Linked DNA regions of Homo sapiens: region 1 is linked to region 2. A link is a loop called in an ENCODE intact Hi-C map of the cell type or tissue named here. Cell type or tissue: heart left ventricle. All regions are shown on one strand.

Region 1 (5,000 bases), 59 kb before region 2:
ATAGCTTACAAACAAGTTGGTTTGTTTATTTGGAACTTGTTCCATTTTTTAAAAATCAGGGTATTAAATCTTCGTAAAATAGAAGTGGAGGGAAAAAAAAGGATATAATGTGGCATCATTAGTGTTAAAAAGAGGAGAGAGGCTCTGCCTGTGGCTTGACTGGGTTTCAGGAGAAAGGCTGGAGCAGCTCATCTTGACTGAAGGTAACCCTGAGGCTGTAACCCGGGGTGAGCACATAGGTGGGACTTGACAGAGGCTGCTAGAGCTGACAGAATTGGATTAAAAGATGATTTTATGCAGAGCTTTTGATGATTGAGCACTGGAGGAATATGAGATAAAGAAGAATGTAGGTTGCACTTAAAGAGCATGCAGTCCAGTGGGAGAGTAAGAATGTGTGTATCAACAAATTTTCTCTGAGACAAAACATGAAGTGCCGTGAGAGAAGGATAGAAATTCCATGTGATTGCAAAGGAGATATGACTATAGAAGATCAAAATAAATGCTTCCCAGAATGTTGATCTGGTGACCGTGAAGATTCCTTATGACCTTGGGATTCCTTGTTTATGTGATAAATGACTTACCAGAAATAGTCAAATAAATCCTGATTTTAGATTTAAAAATGAAAATTAAATCTGGAAGTCAAAGAAGGGGGAGCTCTGGTTTCATAGCAATTTATATTAAGCAAGTGGGGTGATGCAAATGCTACAGAAAAGAGTACTGTGTCAGGCTTAATTAATGGAAGTGATAGTATTCAAAGGAGTACAAGTTCTGTGCATCTTATTCCCCTGCCTTTAATTTCAGTCATGGTAAACTGTTCATAGTAAACATGCTCCCACCGTGTGGGTACTACTACATTTTTTTCTTGACTCTTTACTTTTCTGTTTTTTCCTTTGGCTACTTCCTAATCATCTTTAAAACTCCTGACAAATTTCAACTCCTCCAAGAAGATTTTGCTAATTTCTAATTCCTCTGTTCCCTCCAGAGCACTTGCCTTTATGTCATTTGATGTTTATACGTCCACTCACTTCTAAAATCCAGTAAGCATATTGCATACCTAGGATGTGAGGGGTGCTATATTGTATTGTTTTCTCTCTTTCCCCCATTAGCTGAGTTCATCAAAGACAAGACGAATCCATAGATTTCTTAATTCATTCATTTACAAAGATTTATTAAGCACCTGTTACACAAAAGGTACTGCATAGTACCGGAGACAGGGCAGAGAAGACCTAGAGCTTAAGTTCTGGGTAAAAAAGCATGCAGTACAAAGGACCTGACCTAGGGAGGATTTCATTGGCTTCCCCTCCACCACCCCACTGACTTTTATGCCCCTAGTGTACGGCATAATACCTTTTATATGGTAGTAGGGGTTCAAAAAAGTTTGCTGAATGAGTGAATTTCTATTTCTTTGAGGCTATGGACACAGAATGCAGATGAGTGCAAGAAACAGCAATTTTGTTTAGGTTTTCCCATGATGGAATTTGCCTTGTAGATAGGGTTTTTAAAATTGATCAGGCAGAATAGGATGGCTAGTACATGGTATAGTTTCCTCACCAGCATTGTTAGATGAAGAGTAAGTCACTGTATCAAAGAGCCCCAGTATAAAGTAATAAAGTAAATAAAAACCCAGTTTTAAATCATTGAAGTTTGTTTCTCCTTCAGGTGGTAATTCTGAGGTCAGTGGTTCAGGACAGCAGGGTAGTTCTCCACGCTGACATTCAGGGACTCATGAGTGTTTCCTGGAAATAATCTGGGATCCTTTAGGGTATCATTCTTATGTGCCTGGTTGAGGCTGGGTGATAGGCCCCTGTGCTTTCCAATTGGGAAGATATTGAGGAGTGTGTGCCTAAATCTTAACACTTGAAAATCTTACCTCCCCAAAGTGCCATAACACCTGAAAGTGTATTATCTGCCACCAGAGAGAGCTTAGTCACTTGGCCACCTCATAAACACAGTAGAGGCTGGAAAATGGGGTCTAGCTGGGTGGTCTTGTGCCTGGCCACAGATCTATTACAGTGATGGATGGGTTGGTGGGGAGAGAACAGATTTTTGGCAGACAGCTCTGCCATGCCAACTCCTGTGCTGAAGAGTCTGGTTTCTCCCAAGTTCTGGTCTTTCTGGAGAGTCTTCAGAGGTTCCCATTCTGTGGCTGGCAGTTGTAGGGAGTGGATATAGAAAAATAGGGACCACGCTCACTGTGGATCCTCACAACTTTAGCTTTTCAGTAAAAGAGCCTCTGAAGAAAGGGTGTGTACTCATTCTGCTCTTAGTGCACAGCCTTCACTCCCTGACTTTACAGAATTGGTTTATTCTTTGACCTTTTCCATTTTCACACCCCCAGCCCTCTCCTGGCACTGAGATCCCACTGTACCTTCTTGGTGTTGTGTACTTACACTGATGGGCTCTATGTCTATCTGCCTCGGAGGAGCACATCCCACATGGGCATTGTCTGAATTCACTTGACGATGCTGATGGTGTTTACCTTCAGCTGTGACAGACCAATCAGAGCTGTTTTAAAATCCAGATGTCTTTTAGGAATGAGAGTTCCAGAAGTGATAAATCAGTGCTTTTTGTGGCTTGAACATATACAGTTTTGTTGTGGAATCTTCTTAAATGTATATTTATCTTTTTCTTCATTGCGAGTTCATTGAAGGCAGCTGTGAATCATGTTTTAACCATTAATTAGGTGTCCAACTTAGAGTGGGGTGCTTATGATCTAGTAGATTTAGGAAGATGGGTGTATGTTACATAACACCCTCAGCAGGACCCCCATCTCCAAGCAATTGAATATATCTGCAGTAAAATGTATTCGTACGAAACAGACTGATGAAAGGCTATCATAGCCTCACACTAGGTCATGTATTGTTGTCACACATTATGAAAATCTCCTGCTGTTTAGGGCTTTTTGAATTGAGAATCACAGATGAAGGATTATGGACTTATATCACATTTGATTACGTAAGTTATATCACTTTTACAGATAGTGATAAAACTACTGAAGACTATATAAAAATGTGAACAATAGGCATCTGGTAAATTGGTTATCTAAATAAGCAGATAAAGTTTAATAGGAAATTTCATTTCATTGAAAGGGTGAATTTTGACATGTTCTAACAATTTGAGTGAATGGATTATGAAATTATGGTAACAATATTTAGAACTACAGATAGGGCATTACATAAATGTTTAAAAGAAGAAAAGAAATAGGGTTGAATTCTGATAAAAAGTGACCTATTAGAAAAGTATTTCTATTCCTCTAGGGACATCCGTTCAATTTTTGTTGTTGCTTCATTGATTTTTGTAAAAAGGTGTTGCCTTTTAAAAATCATTTTAGAAAGGCAATGTCATTTTTAATGACATTACTACCATGCATAGTTTTGTGAGAAACCTGGCTATGTTAAAGCCATTTCATTTGAGATACATTTTGAATTGAAAGTTATTCTGTTGTTCTTGTTTTCAGAAGCAGATAATTTTGGCGATGTCTGTGTCCTTCTTGTCTGCTCTTTATCTGTTTACCTACCTGCTTATCACAACTAACTTTCTGTCCAGTTTTTTTTAATCCTTAGTAAATCAGTGTCTAGGAATCTTTAGTCACTCAGTTTTGAGGATGACTGTGTAAATGGTTATAAATGATTGCTTTTGCCTGTTGTGTTCTGTCAGCTTGGTTTTTGCTTTCTAAAAGATTACAGTCTCCTTGAATTGACATCTTTCTTTTTTATTTTTTTAAAGTCAAACTCATTCTCTTTATTTGTGCAGAGTCCTTTGCCCAAAATACATCATGTTGTCCTCTGGGCTTTACTGTCCTAGTTTCTTTTGGAAGAAAAATGCCTTCTCTATAAATTCTTCCCCACATCTTAGAAGTGTGACACAGCAGTGCTTACTGTATCACTCATTGGTCACTTGAGCATACCATCTTCTTTGGGAATCTTTTTTATGTTTATTTATTTTCATATGCACCCAGCGTGGGAACCGTGTTTTAAACCATTAGGTCAGTAACTTAGAGCTGGGTACTTGACTCGTAAAACGATAGGCATTTAAATATTCTTTGGCTCTTTTGATGAATCAGAAGATTCAATTCTAAACTGACAGAGAAACCTAGGACTAAATTAAAAAAATATATCCAGGCCATGGCTTTGGAAGGGTGTTTGGAAGAGCTGTGTTCACTAATCATTGGAGAAAGGCCACGGAGCTATTTCCTCAAGATTTAAGACATCCCCCTTTTGTGGACAGTAGTAATAGAAGACCTGTCTGTTCTGTTGAACTTTCCTTTAAGAACTGGAAAATAACTGAAACCAACCACAAAATTGTTTCTTTTTAAGAAGCGTTGTCTTCCTTTCCAGGATCCACAATGCCAAGTTAAATACCTTTCTTTTTTTAGGGTAGCAGATTTTCTCACACTGAGACTTTTAAACGTTTCTGTTATATTAATTGTAAAGTGTCATGAAGTTGGTGTCTCAATGCTTAAAAAAAAAAAAAGATCCACTAAAGCCTTCTTCTTGTCATTTGAAGGTTATTAAAATGTAATACTTCCCTTGTACATTCTTAATACTGATTTCCAGTGAACCCAGGGATTATTTCTCAGAGAGGAAATTCTGTTGTCACCTAGGCTAATAATTACCAAGTGCTCACCAGTAACAACTAGAATCTTCTCAGTAGGTTTTTTTTTTTTGGCTTTTTTTGTTTTAAATGTATATGGCCAGTTGATTAGTATGAATTATTGTTTTGTACTTGCAAGTCAATACAAGGTAAAATAGATAATTGTTTATGCAGCCAAGTATTCTGTTTTAGTGCACATAAATATGGAGTAGAAATAAAAGTTTCCATATGAAGTAGATTAGTAACTCTAGGGACATTTCTTCCAATTTTCCTCACCCCAGGTATCTACTACCATGGATTTTATGTTTTAGTCTTTTGCTTTTAAAAGAAAATAGTTTTGTAATTCCTAAACAATGTATTGTTTGTTTTTGAGCTTTGTAAAAATGGTATTCTATATGTGGTAATTG
Region 2 (5,000 bases):
TGCCTAGGCTGGAGTGCAATGTCGCGATCTCGGCTCACTGCAACCTCCGCCTCCTGAGTTCCAGCAATTCTCCCACCTCATCCTCCTGAGTAGCTGGGATTACAGGCGCGTACCACCACGCCTGGCTAATTTTTTGAATTTTTAGGAGAGACAGGGTTTCACCATGTTGGCCAGGCTAGTCTCGAACTCCTGACCTCAAGTGATCTGCCTGCCTCGGCCTCCCAAAGTACTGGGATTACAGGCCTTAGCTACTGAGCCCGGCCCATTCTCAATTCCAACCACTGCCATCTTGTCCCTGGCACTGCTTTTGGTGCAGCTGTGACCTCTGTGGCTTGAAGCTGATGGATACTTCTTAGTCATTATCTTACTTGACTCTCCTAGCAGATTTGAACCCCATTGATTCCTCCCTCCTCAAAACCATCTTTCCTTGGCTTCTGTGGCATTTTTATTCTTTTACTTGCCTTCCTCCCTCTGGCTGCCCCCTCATAGCCTCCTCTGTCATCTTCCTCTGTGTGTGCTGTGAATGTTTGTGCACCTCAGGGTGGTCTCAGAAGTCAGCTGTCACGGAACACACTTGCTCCATATGCTTCAACTGTACTCAAGTCTCCAGTGTCCATCTGCATACTAGTGAGTCCCAAGTCTCTGTCTCTAACTCAGACATCTCTCTTGGCCCGTCAAACTGCTCACATCCAGCTCCCTACAGACATTTCCTCATCTACTGACCTGCAGGCATCCCAGAACTAGTGTATCGGAAACTGAATTCATCTTCCCATCCTGCCCCTGCGCCTGCCTCCAGTCCTGCCCACGCTTCTCTGTTCTCTATTTCAGTGAGTAGTACTACCCTCCACTTGGTTCATTTGAAACTAGAAAACTGAATGTTATTCTTAATCCTTCCACCTCATGGAATGGGAAAAAGCAGCTTTGACAATGAAACAGGGTACTAACAGCGACAAGTTGAGGAGCCTTTCAAAAGCAGCTCCCTATCGCCTTTGTAGTACATCAGTTACTAAGTTACTATTGAAAACGGCTTCCTACACCTCACTGAGGTCCATTCATTTCTCTCCATTCCTCTGTTCCCATTCTTAGTTCAACCTCTGTCATCTCTCCTGGATTACTGCCACATCTTGACCTCCCCATCTTCGTTCCTGTCCCTTCCAACCTAATCTCCACACTGATCTTTCTAAAAAATCAAACCTGATCATGTATTTTCTGGTTTAATGCCTTCAGTGGCTGGCCATTGCCTTTAAGCTGAAGTTGCTCCTTAAACATGACCGTAGCCTGGTGTGCTCTGCTTCTTGTTTGCCTCATCTCCAGCCACTTCTGTAGTTCTAGCTACCCTAGACAACTCTAATTCCTATGGTGATCACTCCTCTGTGTTCTCTGGGCTTTCATACATGCCATTTCATGTGCCTGGATGATGGGTCCCTGTTTGCTTAGCTCATTCTAAGCATTCCTCATGTCTTGGATTTAGATGCCACTTCCTCTAGGAAGCATTTCTTGAACTCATAAATCTGGGTTAGATGATCTTCTCCATGCTTTCCAAACATGATGTACTTCCCCTGTCATGGAGTCATCTCATGATGAGTTGTAAATTGCAGTTGTCTGTATGCGCCGTTGGGTTGACTGCAACTCTGAGGGTGGTGCACGTGACTCTCTTGTCATGGAGGTGTGTGAGCCTCCATACAGACTGCCACAGAGCTCCCTCATTTCCAGCTGTGGCTGTAGATTGGCATAAGAAAGGTAGCCCTGCAAATGAAGCTCAGTGCCAGCAAGGCCAGGCCAGCACCTGCAAGTAGACTGCATCAGAGTTTAATGCTAGCATAATTGCTTTCTGGACATTTTGCTACTTGTGGCTCTGTGTCTGTGGCTGCAGCAAGAGACATATGCCTGGTTCTTTCAGAGGGTGGCTTTGTAGTACAGATGTTGATTGGAACACAGGATGCCTTGATTGATTTTACCTTCTCTCCTTTGGCCCAGTCTGCTGCCGTTGGGTTGCTAAAGAACAATGAGATATCAGAAGGATAGAGAGAAAATAGAGAAAGAAGGATAATCTATAATCTACAGACTAGTGAGCAAGCCTTTGAACAGTCGAGGCCACCTACTCATGAGTAAAATTACATTGTTTAACCATTCTGTAATGTCTTAGATAGTGAGTCTCTGGAATGCCACAGATACTGTACTATAACCTCGCCCTCATTCAAAGGTGATGTCTTGACATTTTTGACGCAACAAAGAGATACAGGTAAAACTTGCATTCTTTTAACAGAAAGTGTGTAAACTGTATTTGTGTGACTTGTGTCTAGGCAAAATGCACTGCATCCTAGATAGAATATTCATGTTTGTATAGTATCCTTTAGTAACTGTACCAGGAACAGTCAGGTCCTTTTATGTGAACGTATTCAGAATCCCAGTTCAGGGATTTTCTTTATAAACCCTATTGTGGTAATGCCTTATATTTGTATAGAATTTTACAATTAGTCAAGTATGTGTAGATCTTAGTTTGACCTTCCAACAACTCTTGAAGTCGGTGGGGCAGGGATTGTCTTCATTTTTACAAAGAGAAAATGGCAGAGCAGAAATCATATGGTTAGTAAAGGAGGGAGTCAGGACCTGAACTCAGGTCTCAAAATGCCCCATCCTGTGTTCTTTCTGTTATGCCACATGGCTTTATGTTGAAGCTAATGTGTGTGCAAGTATGTTTCATGTATGTGGGGGACAGTTAATCCAACCTCCTCTAAGATCTGGGCCAGTTGAGAAATAGTCGGATATTGCTCATCCTGTCAGTTTTATTATAGAGAACGCTCAGTTGAAGAATGTGGCCTGGACACATAGCTCGCATGGGCTTTCTGCTCTTTTCCTCCCTGAATTGACCTCACCCACTTACTCCCAGATCCAGCAGCAGGACAGCGGCAGGCCCCACCCCACACAGAGGCAGAGCCCCACTGTGTTGCACTGAGTGCAGGAGAGGAGAGAGGGGGACTCCAGCCGGCAGCCAGAGAGAGACAAAGCGGGGTCCAGGCCACACATGAGGAATCGCTCCTTGTCTCTCAGGGACTAGTGGGTACGAGGAAGTGAAAGTGGCAGAAGTCTCTCCTCAACACTTCTGAGAGCACAGAAGTTGCTGTTCTGTGGGTTTTGTAGGAGAGGGTTGGGATGGTTCTTGAATTAATTGGCTTAGGGAGAAAAAACTGTAAGCTCCTTGAATACAGGGATCTCTGTGTCTTCACACATTCTGTCCCCTGATGTATATAGCATAGAGCTGAGCATAGATTTGTGCCCAACAAATTCTTGTTGACCAAACTGGGATCTTCACTATAACATAGAAGTAGCAAAGTATAGATATTGTTAGAGTTAGCAAGACCCAATGTGTGAATGAATGGTGATTTTATATTTTACCCATGTGAAGACACACTGGCTGGCAACCAAGCCATCCTGACCATAAGACCACACTCTGGCTTTTGCAGGGAACTGTCTGCCCCAGTGACTGCTGTCTTTTCCTCTCTGCTCAGAGCTCATTTCTCATATATTCTCTTTTGAACATATTGAAACAACCTTTTTAAACCTCCTTTCTCCCTTTGTCTTTTTTCCCCCATTTCATTGTTCATCCACTGAAGGAATTTTTTTTCCTCTTTCTTATTCTACTCCCTGCTACATCTCTCAAACACTGTCCTCCCTTCTTCAAATGTCTGTATCTTAACTTGGTAGATAAGTAGAAGAATAGAGCTGATGATATTCTTTCTGCGTCAAGAGTAACGTTACAGTTAATAGAGAATGAGGTTTTTTTAAAGTCTTAAAGGGCCTGGAGACCCATTTAGAAAGTTAGCATATATTTGCTTTTGTATCTTTTAATTAAGCTTTTGCTGAAGTACCAGCATTAAGAATAAACGTACTTTTTATTCAACTTTAGTTTTAATTAATAGTATAAGTACAGTACTAACATACGCCGCCAGTTTTCATTGCACACAACATTTCCACAATGCACATCACGACAGGCCTTTATGAGCCAACTTATGGACCCAACTGCAGTTTGTCATTTTGGGGGAAAATACGTAGTTTTCTGTTTTAGAATAGCCTGTCTTCTTGGTTTGATGTGTACAAGGAGATTTATATCCTTTGTCAAGTTCCAAACTAAGCTGGGAATAGAGGGCATTTGTTTGCTTCATACGTATGATTTATGACCTTTGATGTGTTTGTCCCACAGGAAAAGCTTTTGACATCACCTATGTGCGTCTCAAGTTCCACACCAGCCGCCCGGAGAGCTTTGCCATTTACAAGCGCACACGGGAAGACGGGCCCTGGATTCCTTACCAGTACTACAGTGGTTCCTGTGAGAACACCTACTCCAAGGCAAACCGCGGCTTCATCAGGACAGGAGGGGACGAGCAGCAGGCCTTGTGTACTGATGAATTCAGTGACATTTCTCCCCTCACTGGGGGCAACGTGGCCTTTTCTACCCTGGAAGGAAGGCCCAGCGCCTATAACTTTGACAATAGCCCTGTGCTGCAGGTAAATTCTCACAGGTTGGCCTGAAGCCAGCTAGTTCTACAACATGCGAGGTGTGGGAAGATTATTGTAGTGGGGCTTGTGGTCCCACTTCTGAGGTACGGGGTCAGAGTAGAATACTTGAGCAACACAGACAGAGAGCTTGATTCTGCTCTCTGTGTACTATTAATAAGTGAAGGAAAGTAGTTTTGTTCCTGCTGCCTGGTTGATGTTTGTTCTTATGCACTTGCAGATCTATTCTGGGATGTAAACTTTACACATTTTTTAAAAAGTCAAACAATTTTAACGTTAGTCTCTGTACCTGAGGTGGAAACATTTTCCTTCTGACCTTTTGAAGAGAACATTTGACCTAATTACCCAGATTTCTTGGATCTTTTCTTGCCTATTTTTTGATTTGACAAAATAAAATGTATTTTTTAAAATTAGCAAAGGGGAACCGTTGAAGCAAGATATTTAAGAATGCCATCTTCTTTCATTTTTACACAAGAAAATTTTGA

The links. Peaks named below come from ENCODE experiments on the same cell type or tissue, not always from the same donor. Only the 100,000 strongest peaks of a DNase experiment are listed, where the experiment ranks them.
Region 1: a loop joins it to region 2, with 2.3 times the contacts of the local background. A loop is called at or near these places in 10 of 110 quality-filtered maps.

Annotation. Positions count from the first base shown.
Region 1 is chr1:183,040,469-183,045,468 of GRCh38, forward strand. The region is part of intron 1 of LAMC1 (laminin subunit gamma 1); the gene reads left to right. Among named protein-coding and RNA genes, the nearest start is that of LAMC1, 20 kb to the left of the region's middle. RefSeq lists a silencer at 4,752-4,952. In heart left ventricle, no CTCF peak of the experiment used is centred here; no DNase peak of the experiment used is centred here; H3K4me3 peaks cover 763 bases; H3K27ac peaks cover 1,760 bases.
Region 2 is chr1:183,099,127-183,104,126 of GRCh38, forward strand. It overlaps LAMC1 (laminin subunit gamma 1), which reads left to right. Exons shown (of 28, transcript NM_002293.4): 2 at 4,202-4,506. Among named protein-coding and RNA genes, the nearest start is that of LAMC1-AS1, 40 kb to the right of the region's middle. In heart left ventricle, no CTCF peak of the experiment used is centred here; a DNase peak (open chromatin) is centred at 2,958; H3K4me3 peaks cover 275 bases; H3K27ac peaks cover 709 bases.